Regions from separate parts of the Homo sapiens genome. Here regions 2 and 3 are each linked to region 1. A link is a loop called in an ENCODE intact Hi-C map of the cell type or tissue named here. Cell type or tissue: ascending aorta. All regions are shown on one strand.

What was found. Peaks named below come from ENCODE experiments on the same cell type or tissue, not always from the same donor. Only the 100,000 strongest peaks of a DNase experiment are listed, where the experiment ranks them.
Region 2: it touches region 1 in a loop (10-fold over the local background); 4 of 110 quality-filtered maps call a loop at or near these places.
Region 3: it touches region 1 in a loop (4-fold over the local background); 2 of 110 quality-filtered maps call a loop at or near these places.

Annotation. Positions count from the first base shown.
Region 1 is chr19:15,834,965-15,839,964 of GRCh38, reverse strand. It overlaps LOC124900418 (collagen alpha-1(I) chain-like), which reads right to left. Exons shown (of 3, transcript XM_047439793.1): 3 at 2,585-4,747. The coding sequence starts at 3,563. The coding sequence ends at 2,958. It overlaps UCA1 (urothelial cancer associated 1), which reads right to left. Exons shown (of 3, transcript NR_015379.3): 3 at 3,644-5,000. Among named protein-coding and RNA genes, the nearest start is that of UCA1, 8.5 kb to the right of the region's middle. RefSeq lists enhancers at 2,528-2,677, 2,818-3,047, 3,828-5,000 and a silencer at 3,178-3,397. In ascending aorta, no CTCF peak of the experiment used is centred here; a DNase peak (open chromatin) is centred at 2,794; H3K4me3 peaks cover 1,869 bases; H3K27ac peaks cover 2,028 bases.
Region 2 is chr19:15,777,880-15,782,879 of GRCh38, reverse strand. It overlaps the pseudogene CYP4F24P. Among named protein-coding and RNA genes, the nearest start is that of OR10H5, 7.3 kb to the left of the region's middle. In ascending aorta, no CTCF peak of the experiment used is centred here; DNase peaks (open chromatin) are centred at 2,089 and 2,689; H3K4me3 peaks cover 989 bases; H3K27ac peaks cover 1,707 bases.
Region 3 is chr19:15,104,803-15,109,802 of GRCh38, reverse strand. It overlaps SYDE1 (synapse defective Rho GTPase activating protein 1), which reads right to left and starts at 2,402. Exons shown (of 8, transcript NM_033025.6): 1 at 2,282-2,402; 2 at 406-747; 3 at 1-99. The coding sequence starts at 2,369. RefSeq lists an enhancer at 166-716. In ascending aorta, no CTCF peak of the experiment used is centred here; a DNase peak (open chromatin) is centred at 2,572; H3K4me3 peaks cover 2,591 bases; H3K27ac peaks cover 3,027 bases.

The sequences.
Region 1 (5,000 bases):
TCTTTTATTCCTTTATTTTATTTTTTTTTTTTGAGAGACAGAGTCTCACTCTGTCACCCAGACTGGAGTGCAGTGGCGCTATCTCGGCTCACTGCAACTTCATCCTCCTGGATTCAAGCGATTCTCCTGCCTCAGCTTCCCAAGTAGCTGGGATTGCAGGCGTGCACCCCTATGCCAAGCTAATTTTTGTATTTTTAGTAGAGACAGAGTTTCACTAGATGTTAGTCAGGCTGGTCTTGAACTCCTGACCTCAGGTGACCTGTCTGCCTCGGCCTCCCTAAGTGCTGGGATTACAGGCATGAGCCACCATGCCCAGCCCTTATTCCTCTACTTTTTAAATGAACTTGCTTTCAGCTTAGGGACTCACTCTGAATTTTTTCTTGTGTGAGATCCAAGAACCCTCTCTTGGGGTCTGGATCAGGACCCCTCTCCTGTAACAACTCCTTGTGAGAATTTTCTGTTGGCAAAAACCAAGGCATTGAAGGAGGGAAGCATTTCCACACTGTGAGAATGGGGCAAGAGAACATGGTAGGCTGACAGAGTTAAATCCTTAGGTTTCCCTGCCTCGTCACCCCTGGTCTGGTCCACCCTGGGTCTCCACTTCAGCAGAACATGGCTCTCAAGCTTGGGAATAAGTTTAACCCCTTGAAGGCGATTTTCTTTTTGAACTGTGGGTGTGGCACCCTGCTTATCTGAACAAGCTCATTTTTTGCCTTTTTGTGTTTTGATTCCTTTATGGAATATTGCTGTCATATAACTCTGTTTTTTTCATGCATTTAATAATTGTTCTTGCTGCTGTGTCTTTATCTTCTTGTATGAAAAGGAATAGATTGAATGATAAGGTATGAGAAACCCTTACTTTCGTTGCCAACAGCCTCACCCCAAAGGTCCTCCCTCCTGTTCCAGTCTTGCCTGGCCTGGCCTCCCCTCCTGCTCTGACGCCACGGGATCCTTGGCTCCACTGGGCCCCCAAAATCACTGAGCTAAAGGGAAAATTCAAGCTGGGAACTGCTCAGGACAAACCTGCCTTCCATTCTATTCGAAGTCATCCCTCCAGCTCACTGAGATAGACGCATATTCTGATTGCCTCCTTTGGAAAGGCATATTGGAAACTCAGGAGAAGGCAACCACTTGTCTCTCCGTGACCTGGAAGCCCTCTCCCTGCTTCGAATTGTCCCCATCTTTCTGGATAGAACCAAATACTCCTTATATATATTGACTGATGTCTCATGTCTCCCTAAAATGTATAAAACCAAACTGTTCCCTGACCACCTTGGGCACATGTCAGAACTTCCTGAGGCTGTGTCAGGGGTGCATGTCCTTAACTTTGGCAAATAAACCTCCTAAAATGATTGAGCCTTGTCTGGGCATTTTTCTTGATGGACAACACTGTGTGGAATTTCCCCTAGTCCAGGAGGAAGAAAGAGGAAGGGCCCAGTGAGTACTGATGAATGCCAGTGTCCACTTGCAAATGTCACCCCACCCCCACCCCCAATCCCCAGAGGTCCTTGTTTGAAATGCTTGTTCTCGGGCGCTGTAAAGAATAGCACTTGAACATGAATTTAATTTCTTCAGCAAGGCCAGTTTCTTACTTTCCGCAGAAAAGATACACTTGCTAGCAGTTTTTGCCACGAGAGTACACTGAACAAAAGAGACAAGGTCATTTACAACTTGACGCGTCTACCCTACTGCTGTGTCCAGTTACCATTAGCTGGAACAAGACCTCACACTCTGTATTTATCCCAATCAGCTAGCAACTTAGAACTTTTTTTAAAAAGGCAAAAGCAGAAGAAAACAAAAGAAAGAAGTAACTTGTAGAACGCTAAGAAAAGTAAAAACACCTTCAAATAAAGAACAAGCTACGACCTAATACTTGGTTAGACTAGTATAAGCATGCCAAAGCAAATATTTAAGCTAAAATGTAAAAGCTAGGAACATAAAGTACATTGATTTCTTTATTACAGCTAGCAAATATTTAAGAATATTAGTACAAGTCTTTAAATAAATGTTGCTTCTAAAACAAGTTATTGTTTGTAAAAAGTAAAGTAGAGGTTCCTCTTCAAAAATTTTCCTTCCCATTCGATTAGGAATAAATAGTAACTTCTCTTAAAAGCAAAATTTATTCAAAGACCTGTGCTAACATTCTTAAATATCTGCTAGCCATAATAAAGAAATCAATATACTTTATGTTCTTAGCTCCCACAATTTAGCCCAAATATTTGCCCTGGTATGCTTATACTGGTCCAAGCAAGCATTAAGTCATAGCCTCTTCCTCTTCCTTATTTGAAGGTGTTTTTACCTTTCTCAGCATTCCACAAGTTACTTCCTTCTTCCTTTGTTCTCCTCCACCTTTGCCTCTTTTAAAACGTTCTAAGTTGCTAGCCAATCAGGACAAACACAGAATGTGAGGTCCCGTTCCAGCCAATGGAAACTGGACACAGCAGTAGGGTGGACACCTCAGGTTATAAATGACCCTGTCTCCTTTGCTCGGTGTACGCTCGTGGCAAAACTGCTGGCGAGTGTACCCTTTCTGCAGGGAGTAAAAATGGCCTTGCTAAATAAATTAATGTTAAAGTGCTATTTCTTTATGGCACCAAAAACCAAGCATTTCAAACACTATTTATTCTTAATTAGATGAAGAAGGAAGTCTTTGAAGAAGAACCTCTACTTTTCTTTTTACATCCTGACACGAGGAAGACAACAAGCCCAGTTGCCAGGAACCGCCCATTTGGGCTCCACGCAGCCAAGTGTCTTCTCGGGTCTCCTGTCTTTCTAACCCCAGGGGGCGGGACCTGAAGCGGTATCCAATCAGGGGCACTAGGGGCCGTACTAACTATCCAATCAGGAGCGTAGCCGTAGCCGGGGGACGTGGCGGGCTGTGGAAGCTTCAGTTTCTGGCGGTTTCTTTGTTTTTTGGGGTTTGGGGTCTTTGCTGCTCGCGCAGGCCCTCCTCCCCTCTAATCCCCGTCGCCGCCCCTCTGCGACGTGAGCAGGCCCAGGGGAGGACGCCGGGACACCCGGAAGCCGGAAATGCTGAGTGTGCGGGGCCGGACGTCCCGAGACCGGAGGAGGAGCTGGTGGAACCAGCCGGATCTGGCTGTGGCGGGACCCGGGCCTGTCCGCTGCGACTCCGGGGTCTGGGACCCGAGTTCCCCTGGAGCAGCTCGGCCCTCGGTCCTCTCGGCCGCAGGGTGGGGCTGGGCCGGCAGCTGGGACTCCGGGAGTCCTGTCCTGTCCCTGCGCAGTGACTGTCGCCCCAGAGCCCTCTCTGGGCAGCTCCGCATCTCCCCAGATTGTGCGGGGGCCACGGGAGGATCATGGGGGGATCCCGCCTCCGGCCTGGGGATCCTGTGGGAGGAGCCATGGCCTGTGGGCTCCCCAGTCCCGCCTTTCCCCCCGAAGGCGGCCCCCGCTTCTCCCTGAGTCTTCCAAAAGGTGTGCGAAGCCGGGTCTCCGCGACCCGGTCCCCCAGCCTCGCTCCCCCTTGGGCTGGCCGTAAATCTTGTAATGAACGTTTCCCTCCCCGCATTCTCTAACGCCAGCGTCTCCACTGCAATCCACATGGTTCTCAACTGTTAGTCCCTTTGTTGTACGTTTCAAATCGACGTGGCATTTAAATGATCATCGTTCCACAGAGCAGTGGCTGACTCTTTTAGGAAGATTTCTTTTCTGTCACCTTTTCACATATAAGGAAAGGAAAGGAAAACCACATGAAACGCCTCTGTTTACAAAAGCCTTTGTGCCGCTACTTTTATCTTAGACACCTCATCAGACTGCCTTTGGGTTGAGGTTCCTGTCACGCGTGTCCGTATAGAAGACACCCAATCAGGCTTTGTGTGAGCAACAAGGCTGTTAATTCACTTGGGTGCAAGTGGGCTGAGTCCGAAAAGAGAGTCAGTGAAGGGAGATAGGAGAGGGGCAGCTTTATAGGGCTTGGGTAGGCGTGGAAAGTTACAGTTAAAGGTGGTTATCCTCAGCAGAGGAGGGGGTCACAAGGTGCATGGTGGAGAGATGATGGGACTCATTGTCCAGGAGAAGAATGTCACAGGGTTGATTGATCAGTTGGGGCAGGGCAGGAACAAGTCATAATGGTGGACAAGTCATAATGGTGGAATGTCGTAAGGTGGGTTAATTAGTTAAGGCAGGAACTGGCTGTTTCACTTCTTTGTGGTTTTTCGGCTGCTCCAGACTTCTTGGCTCCTGCAGGCCACCTGGACGGATATGTGCAGGTCACAGGGGTTACAATGGCTAAGCTTCAGCTCACAGGCCTGACATTTTTGTCTTTTTATTTATAAAATATGAAGTTGTAGGAAAAGATTAAAAAAAAGTGTAAGTTCCTTCTGGGGATTACTGGGGTAGGGCTGATATTTCTCCGGACTGCTTCAAGTGTGACCAGGGACTGCGTGGACACCTTAAAGAAAATTTTATAATGAGTCTAGTAAGTTTCGGGTCTAGGGTGCATTTTTATGTAGCTAACAAGGTGCCAGTTAGCGTATTTTTGAGCTTGGAACTGCCCTAATAAAATAAGTTCTCTAAAAACAGTAATCAGGCATATTAGCTTTAATGTAGGTGGCGATGAGTTTTTAGGCCAAGGAAGGAATAATGTTTTATGTACCAAAGCCTTTTGTCCCCATTTTCCATCATACGAATAGTATTCCCTGTTGCTAAGCCGATGATACATTACCCTTTTCCCATAGGTGTGAGTGGCGGTCTGAATGGAGAAGTTCAATAGTTCTGATTGCAGATCCTATGCAGAAGAGATAATAAGGAAAATAATCTTTGTCTCCTGGATTAAGCTGAGGCTGGCAAAGAGTGAAATGTCCCAAGCCCTCTAACAACAAACAACATACTTTGTGTTGTCCTGGATGCTGGTCTGGTTGCCAAATATGTGGAACTGGCCCCATATGCGTGTACTGTTGTCCATTTCATGAGAGTAGGCTTGAGGACACCATGGGCAAGGATCTGATGGTTGCCAGCCTAAGCGTTTTAGACTTTTGACC
Region 2 (5,000 bases), 57 kb after region 1:
TCTGTTACTCACACGTTTCCCTGCTGACCTTCTCCCCATCATCACCCTGTTCACCCTCTTCTCCCTCGCACTCCCCTTGCTGAGACAGTGAAAATAGTAATCAATAAATATTGAGGGAACTCAGAGACCGGCACCGGTACAGGTCCTCGCATGCTGAGTGTGCCAGTCCCCTGGGTCCACTGTTCTTTCTCTATACTTTATCTCTGTGTCTTATTTCTTTTCTCAGTCTCTCGTACCACCTGACGAGAAATACCCACAGGGGTGGAGGGGCTGGCCCCCTTCAGCCTGAATCCCCTGGCTGATTGAGCTGGCAGTGGTGGTGGGGTGGGGGAGGTCTAGGGGCTCCCCAACACCCAGCTAGTGTCAGGAGCACTGTCTTCCCCACCCTCCTGCTCAGCAGCTCTGCTAGGAGCCCCATCCTTCAAGACCCCCTTCTCCCGAGTCTACCCCATAGGGCAATTCTGGACAGGATCCAGGGAGGGCCAGGAGGAGAGCCCTGGATCTGTTGGGTGGAGCATCCTGGGTGTGGGAGGAGGAGCCAGGTGCTGATTCAACAGCCTCCAGATAGCTCCCCTCTGGGCCACCACGCTGCCTGAAATTCCTCCATTATAAATGTCCCTGTATTAATATGGCATTGACCCTAATGAATGGGGGTGGAGCAGCACGGCAGAAGGAAAGGATTTGGACTTGAGGGTCTCATAGACCTGAGTTCCTGTGAGCTCTGCAACTTGGGCTAGAGGCCTGGCCTCTCTGAGCCTCAGTTTGCTTTTATGTTAAATGGACATCTTCCCTCCTCTGGATGCCATCATTTGGGTCTCTCCAACAATCCCCGGGACTCTGGCCTAGAGAGCTGATGGGAGGGTAGTGGGACAGCTTTGGGCGTTGTCATCCAGCTGGGCATCTGATACAAGCAGGTGTGGTTTACGTAGAGCACCTGACACACAGTAGGTGCACTTTATGTAGAGCACCTGGCACACAGTAGGTGTACTTTACGTGGAGTACCTAACACATAGTAGGCACACTTTATGTGGCATACCTGGCACACAGTAGGTGGTCTTTATGTAGTGTACCTGGCACATAGTATGTGTGCTTTATGTCAAGTATGTTGCACAGAGCAGTTTTATTTTATGTACGGGGCCCAACATACAGGAGGAACATTTTATGTAGGACATCTGGCACACAATAGGTGTGCTTTATTTAGAACACCTGGCACACAGCAGGCATGGTTTATATAAAGGACCAGGGACTCAAGATACAGGATTTGTGAAGGGCGCCCAGCATACAGTAGACACTCTTTATGTGGAGCACCTGGCACACAGTAGGTATGCTTTATATATGGCATGTGGCACAGAGTAGGCACGCTTTGTATAAAGTACTCTGCACAAAGTAAGCTTACATTATGTAGAGCATGCTGCACACAGTAGGTGAGGTTTATGTGGTGTACCTGGCACATAGTAGACAGAATTTATGTAGAGTACCTGATACACAGTAGGTGCACTTTATATAGTGAGACTGGCACGCAGTAGGTACACACAGTAGTGTTTTCCATACAGTCTTTCGCATGGAGTAGAGACAGGCACACAGCAGCTCAAGTGCTAGTTGTCATCCCCTTCCCTTCAGTCCCTCTTTTTGGAGCTCTCTCTTCTTAGGAGCCTTCCTCTGTCGCCCTCTAAGGCCTCATCTGACATCCCATTTCCCAGATGGGAAGCCTGAGCCCAGGATGGCCACATTGCCCACAGTCAGAGAAAGGACAGGTCAGAACAAGGACTACACTCGGGGTCCCCTCGCTCTGCCCTCCCCTGCCTGGACCCCGTCTGCTCACAGCCCCTCTCAGCCTCATCCCCTATGCCTCTGCTCTGTCCTCTAAGCTGAGCCCAGCCTCTAGATTTGCTCCTCCAGCTGGGCTCTTTATCCCCAGACTCTGACCCAGGTAATCCTCAGCAGGGTTGGGACTGGATTCTTTCTTCCTGCTTCAAGCAGTCAGGTCTCAGCTCAGGCCCTGGGCTGCCTGGAGGCAGGACTTGAACTCTTGCCAGGCTGTGAAGCCAGAGATGAGAGGCTTCTGTCTCTGAATCTCCTAAGTCTGTACCAAGATGCAGCACCTGACATCCTCCCCGCCCATGTTTGGAGAGGAGCCCAGATGATCTGGGACAAGGGTTGGCCTGGCCCAGCTCAGGTGGCTGTGAACTCTCAAGTTCATGCTTTTACCTGCCACATCCTTGCCTTGAAAGGGCAGGGTGGCTGTAAACTTGGGGCTCAGAGTCCCCTTTAACCACTCCCCAACTTCCCCTCTAAACTGTGAGGGAGATGCTGAGACCTGAGGATCCAGTCCCCATACTGGGGCACCCTGAGCTGGTTCCTCTGCACCCAGCTGGCCAAACCCCAGGTTTTGGCCGGCATCTCCCAGGCAAGGGAGATGCACCCAGGCTGTGGAGATTGACTGGCCCAGCCCAGCGCAGCCCAGCCTCCCACGACCTTTCCCTAAATCAGGGGCCAGAGGCAAAGAACTCCCAGCAGAAGAGGAGAGGAGGTTGTGTGGTACAAGCTGCTCCTGACAGAAGGTGCCAGGCTGGGGGTGGTCAGACTGGAGCCTCCTGGCCTGGGATGGGGAGGGGCACTGCCCAAGGCTGGGGTGTCTCCAGGCTGCTGGCCTGGGAGACTGGTGGTTTCCTGGTAACCGGACCCCTGGCAACCTCCCAGTGATTCAGGCTGGGCCTTTCTGGACTCTAATCAGTCTCTCTCTCTCTTCTCCTTTCTGGGTGGTTACTAGGCAACTAGAGGCCACTTGGCTATTGGATTTGGCTGGGGCTTTCTGGAATTTAGCTCTCAGTCCTTGTTTATTCATCCCAGAGCCCTCCCTTTCCTGCCTCCACCCACCCCTTCCCTGCTTCTCTCCACTGTCCCTGGAGCTCCCTGAGACTTTCCCTGGGCCTCAGGATCTCACCCTCCATCCTGTCTGCCCTGCAGGATGCCGCAGCTGAGCCTGTCCTGGCTGGGCCTCGGGCAGGTGGCAGCATTCCCGTGGCTGCTCCTGCTGCTGGCTGGGGCCTCCCGGCTCCTGGCCGGCTTCCTGGCCTGGACCTATGCCTTCTATGACAACTGCCGCCGCCTTCAGTACTTTCCACAACCCCCAAAACAGAAATGGTTTTGGGGTCAACCAGGACCTCGTGAGTGTGGCAGCAGGATGACTCTGGGATCTCAGGGTGGATGGAATTCCCAAAGGGCAGGAAGGGGGATCAAGGAGCTGGGTTTAGAGGGTGGCTGAGGTGTGGGCCGGCAGAGAAGCGAGGGAGGCGGCTCATTCACTCACTCCTCTACCCATGCACTCACTCCTCTCCTCACTCACTCACTCCTCTACCCATGCACTCACTCCCCTCCTCACTCACTCACTCCCCTCCTCACTCACTCACTCCCCTCCTCACTCACTCACTCCCCTCCTCACTCACTCCCCTCCTCACTCACTCACTCCCCTCCTCACTCACTCACTCCTCTCCTCACTCACTCACTCCTCTCCTCACTCACTCACTCCTCTACCCATGCACTCACTCACTCCTCTACCCATGCACTCACTCACTCCTCTACCCATGCACTCACTCACTCCTCTCCTCACTCACGCACTCCTCTCCTCACTCACTCACTCCTCTCCTCACTCACTCACTCCTCTCCTCACTCACTCACTCCTCTCCTCACTCACTCACTCCTCTCCTCACTCACTCACTCCTCTACCCATGCACTCACTCACTCCTCTCCTCACTCACGCACTCCCCTCCTCACTCACTCACTCACTCCCCTCCTCACTCACTCACTCCCCTCCTCACTCACTCACTCCCCTCCTCACTCACTCACTCCCCTCCTCACTCACTCACTCCTCTCCTCACTCACTCCTCTACCCATGCACTCACTCACTCCTCTACCCATGCACTCACTCACTCCCCTCCTCACTCACGCACTCCTCTCCTCACTCACTCACTCCTCTCCTCACTCACTCACTCCTCTCCTCACTCACTCACTCCTCTACCCATGCACTCACTCACTCCTCTACCCATGCACTCACTCACTCCTCTCCTCACTCACGCACTCCTCTACCCATGCACTCACTCACTCCTCTCCTCACTCACTCACTCCTCTACCCATGCACTCACTCACTCCTCTACCCATGCACTCACTCACTCCCCTCCTCACTCACGCACTCCCCTCCTCACTCACGTACTCCCCTCCTCACTCACTCACTCCCCTCCTCACTCACTCACTCCCCTCCTCACTCACTCACTCCCCTCCTCACTCACTCCCCTCCTCACTCACTCCCTCCCCTCCTCACTCACTCACTCCCCTCCTCACTCACTCACTCCCCTCCTCACTCACTCCCCTCCTCACTCACTCCCTCCCCTCCTCACTCACTCCCTCCCCTCCTCACTCACTCCCTCCCCTCCTCACTCACTCCCTCCCCTCCTCACTCACTCCCCTCCTCACTCACTCCCCTCCTCACTCACTCCCCTCCTCACTCACTCCCGTCCTCACTCACTGACTCCCCTCCTCACTCACTGACTCCCCTCCTCACTCACTGACTCCCCTCCTCACTCACTCACTCCCCTCCTCACTCACTCACTCCCCTCCTCACTCACTCACTCCCCTCCTCACTCACTCACTCCCCTCCTCACTCACTCACTCCCCTCCTCACTCACTCACTCCCCTCCTCACTCACTCACTCCTCTCCTCACTCACTCACTCCTCTCCTCACTCACTCATTCCTCTGTAGTTCCATCCCAAGCCTTTCTCACCTACCTGTCCTCCCACCCCAGCCTGTCTGGATCCTTTTGCTGCCTGTCTTTCCTACAATAGTGCACCTCCAAGGGGCTCCTGCAGTACTGTGGGGCACAGAGCAGGGCTCTCCTGGCATCCCCACCTTCTCCACTCTGGACTTGAGGCCTCCTGAGCCCACTATCCAGGGGCTGCTCCCTGCCTGACCCATTTCCTTGTGTCTGCTCATCTCTGGGCTGCTG
Region 3 (5,000 bases), 730 kb after region 1:
GCAGTTCCGGCAGCTTCTTCATCTTTATGGAGAGGCGCCTGGCGGGGCCCGGGGACTTGGTGCGGGAGGCTTTGGTTGGGGGGCTGGCGGGGGCTGCACCTGTGTGGAGAGCAGACTTCAGGGTCCAGGAACCTGGGCTTAGGGGAGGGGGGTGAGGCTGGTGCTCCCCTGAAGGGAAGGAGTGTGAGGCTGGTGTTCCCCTGGCGGGGAGGAGGGTGTGAGGCTGATGCTCCTCTGGGAGCATCTGACGGGGTGGGGATGTGAGGCTGGTGCTCCCCTGAAGGGAAGGAGTGTGAGGTTGGTGCTCCTCTGGGAGGAGGGAGTGTGAGGCTGGTGCTACCCTGAAGGGAAGGGATGTGGAGCTGGTGCTCACCTTGGGGAAGGGGATGGGAAGCTTGTTCTTACCTTGGGGGGCCAGGCCCTCTGACTCAGCTGAGCCAGGCTGTGGCCCCGGGGGCTCAGGTGCTGGAGGTCTGGGGTCTTCCTCAGGGATGGGGTTGTACCAGATCTCGCCGGCGGGCTCCCCAGTGCCAGGTACCCCAGGCCCTAAAGAGGTGTCCTCAGCTGGCTTGGCCCCACCCAGCACCCATCGGCGGCTACTGGGCTCCAGGCTTTGCAGGTAGGCTCCCCGTGCAGGGCTCCTTGATGCCTCGGGGCTGGAGGGCCCCTCTGCTCCGGCCTGGGACCCTTCGGGAGCCTGGGGCTCTGGCTCTGGAGGGCTGGGCTCTGGGCGCTGGGCTGGGTGGCCTGGCAGAGAGCAAGGGGAGTGAGACCCACCCAGCCCCTCACTGCCTGCAGAGCAGCCCTGTGCAATTGATCAGTGGGTGGGATGCTGTGTACGGCCCTGGCCGGCCCCTGATAAGTCATGGTTCCTTGGATCCTGCTGTTTTGTTTGGAATAGGCAGCCACAGGCTAGCGATCTCAGTTATCAGCTTAGAGCACCCCCTACTCAGTCCCTGGCATCCCAAAAGGGGACTCCATCCCTGCAGCCTCAGGGTTCTAAGTCAGGCTTCCTGGGGCCCGTAGGTACTGCGTTCCAGTCTCCACTTCCTCTACCCTCTCAATAACCGTGGCATGGAGCTTTGCACCTGCGTGGCCTTGGGCAAGTCGCTTCCCTCTCTGAGGCTCAGTATCCTCCTGTGAAATGGGGGGATGTGATTTCCATGTCCAGGGAGGCTTCCAGGAGCCTTTTGGAAAAGTATACAGCCCACAGCAGGCACTACGTGCTCAGGAGTGAGGAGCTGGGTTTTCTATTCCCTGCAGCACAGTCACTCCCAGTCCCCTGCCCCTTTTACCCTCCCTCCTGTCTTCCAAACTCTGTCGCCATCCTGGGATGGGCCCTTGTCCCTCAGCCCAGGCCAGACCCCCCACGCTCAATGCTTTGGGACTTCCCCTTCCCTCCCTCCTCTCCTGTCTCATGTCCTGGGCTGTTTCCTGTGTGTGTTTGTGTTTGGGCATCTCTGTCCCTTCTCCCTTCCCTGGGAACATTGGGAATCTTTGGGAAGGCCTGGGGGGAAGGGGTACGTCCATGGAATGGTCTGGCCTTCCTCCTTTAACTCCTTCCTTCCTGGGTCCCCCTATCCCACGCAGCTGTTTCTCTAAGGTTTTTACTTGCTACCCTGCTGAACTCCTCCTCTGGCCACCTCTGATGTCCACCCTCTAGGGTCTCTGTTTGTAGCATAGTCCAAAGAGCTGTTTAAGTCGATGGCCCTGGGCACATGACCCAATTGCTCCGTGCCTCAGTTTCCCCATCTGTATAAAAGGGACAGTTTCCTGGGGCTAAGGCAGGCGCAGTTGCCGTCACTGTTAGTAGGTGGGAGGCGGAGGGGGCAGCTACTCTGATTGACGGGCCGCCCCTCTCTTTCCTTTGCAGGAGTACGCCTCCCATCTCCCATCCTGCGCCTCCAGGGCTCCCGATGCCCCTTGCCCAGCCCGACTGGGCCCCAGTGTCCCGGCCTCCCAGCCCCTCCTCCCCTCCACCCTCCAGGCCCTCAGTCGCGGCCCCATTTCCTGTCGTGGGCGAGGCCCCCTCCCGGGCCTCCCAAGGAGCCCGCAGCGCTGGCATCCCCGGCCAGCAGCACATAACGGTCCGCGCCCCCCTCCCTCCCAGCCCCTTCCTTCCAGGACCCCTACCCTCCCCTGGCTGGAGGCACCCCAGTCTGCAGCGGGGTGCGGGGGGCTCCCCCTGATCCCCCCCACCGTCTGTCCTCGGGGCCCTGGGACCCCGCTCCCAGGCCGGGTGGGGCTCGGCGCCCCCTGTTCCCCACCGATCTCCGCTTACCGCGCTCCTTGGCGTCCGACTTTTTCCGGGGAAGTTTCTCCCGGCCCCGCAGGCGGGAGAAGGTTTTCCTGAGTAGCGGCTCGGCCATGCTGCGGCCCGGGCCGGGCCGAGCCGAGTGCGCGCCCCGGGCTCCGGCCGCGCCGCCCCGCGCCCTCCCCGCCCCGCCCGGGCCTCCCCGCCCGCCCCCCGCCCCGCGCCAGCAGGAAGCACATTCCGGGAATGCTTGGCCCAAACTTTTTTTTTTTTTCCCCTTTCCCGCGGCCCGAGCGGGCGATGCTGGGAGATGTAGTTGCCTGGGGCCGGGAGGGGTTGGAATGGGGGCTCCGGGTGCCCGGATCCGCTCCAGCTTCGATGGGACGTGACGATCGTGGCGCAGGCCCGATCCCTTGTCTTCCACCTCACCCACCCTCCCTGGATGGGACTCTGGGTGATGGCATCCAGGAAGTTCTCTTGGGTCTGTCTCCAAATCGCAGCCTCCACGTATCCTCTCTCTCCTTGCCAGGTACTGCTTCAACCTGGTGCAAGCCGTAGTGTCATTCGTTTCAATGACCGTCCCCACTACCCACCCCACCCCAAGCTTCTTCCTTGGTCTCCCCATGCCACTCTTTCCCCACTCAATTCTCTCACCTCCAAATTCCAATTACTACTGCTGTTTGACAAACCATCCCCAAACGTAATGATGTAAAACAACCATGTCGTGATTGTGAAAGGAAAATAAATCTTGAGACCTCCAAATCACTGAGCCAAAAGGAAGAAGTCAAACTGGTAACTGTGTAGGACAAACCTGCCTCCCATTCTATTCCTAAGTAAGATAGCTACAAGGTTAAAAAAGCTAGCTGGGCGCGGTGGCTCACTCCTGTAATCCTAGCACTTTGGGAGGCTGAGGCGACGGATCACTTGAGGTCAGGAGTTCGAAACCAGGCTGGCCAACATGGTGAAACTCCATCTCTACTAAAAATATGAAAAAGAAAAAAAATTGGCCAGGCATGGTGGGTGGGCACTGGTAATCCCAGCTATTTGGGAGGCTGAGGCAGGAAAATTGCTTGAACACGGGAGGTGGAGGTTGCAGTGAATCAAAATTGCACCACTGCACTCTAGCCTGGTCATCAGAGCAAGATGCCGTCTAAAAAAAAAGAAGAAAAGAAAAGAAAAAAAAAGCTACATACCTCCCCCACAATTTGCCTACAAGGAAATTCCTTATGGATGAAGGACAGGCAGAACTCAAAATTGTCCCTCTGCTCACATGAGACAAACACATATCTGATCGCTTCCTTACCTATTTGTTTCACTAAGCCAGACTAAGGCATAAGTGACTATCTCTGTAAATTGCATATTCAGAAAGGCTAGTCAGAAACTCGAAAGAATGCAATTGTTTCTCTCTTATCCACCTATAACCTGGAAGCCTTCTCCCTACTTTTGAGTTGTCCTGCCTTCCCAGACCAAACCCATGTGCATCTTACATATATTGATTGCTGTCTCATGTCTCCCTAAAATATATAAAACTAGACCAAGGTGGAGTGCAGTGGTACCACCACAGCTCACTGCAGTCTCAGCCTCTTGGGCTCAAGTGATGCTCCTGCCTCAGCCTCCCGAGCAAGTGGGACTATAGGCATGTGTCACCATACCTGGCTAATTTCCCTACTTTTTGTAGAGATAGAGTCTCATCATGTTGCCCAGACTGGTCTCAAACTCCTGGGCTCGGCTGGGTGCGGTGGCTCACGCCTCTAATCCCAGCACTGTGGGAGGCCAAGGCGGGCGGATCACCTGAGGTTGGGAGTTCGAGACCAGCCTGACCAACATGGGGAAACCCCTTCTCTACTAAAAACACAAAATTAGCTGGGGGTGGTGGTGCATGCCTATAATCCCAGCTACTCGGGAGGCTGAGGCAGGAGAATCTCTTGAACCCGGGAGGCGGAGGTTGCAGGGAGCCAATATTGTGTCACTGCATTCCAGCCTGGGCAACAAGAGTGAAACTCCGTCTCAAAAAAACAAAACAAAAAAACAAAACAAAACAAAAAACCCTCCTGGTCTCAAGTGATCTGCCCGCCTTGGCCTACCAAGTAGCTAGGATTACAGACCTGAATCAAGGTAGTGGCCCTGACTACCCTAGTTTATGTTGTCAGGAGCTTCTAAGTCTGTGTCACAGGCATGTCCATAACCTTGGCAAAATAAGCTTTCTAAATTTATTGAGACTTATCTGAGATACCTTTTGGTTTACATGATGCTCACAGATGCTGTGGTTCAGTTTGGACAGGGGAGACTTAGGCTAGAGGGTGACTAAAAAATGGCAGGGTCCTGAGTCATCTGGAGGTGTCTTCACTCAGAGGTCTTGCAACTGACGCCAGCTGTTGCTGGGGCTGTGGACCAGGGTAGCTACACAGGCCTCTCCGTGTGGTTCGGGTTTCCTTCCAGCATGGTGGTCTTGGGGTAGTCAGACTTCTTAGACAGCCACCCAGCCCTCTAAAAGTGAACAAGGAAGAAGTTGCATCTCTTCTGACCCAGCCTTGAGTGTCATGCTGTGTCACTTCTGCCACCAGATTCAAGGAAAGGGGGCACAGATTATACCTCTCTACATGGGAGGCATGTCAAGGTGACATTGTACAAGTGGATGTAGGGTGGGAGATATTGTGGCCATCTGGGAAAATATAACCTGTCTTAGCCCTACATTTCATTCTCCATATATTACCCACAGTGGACTTAAAACTGAAATCAGATTGTG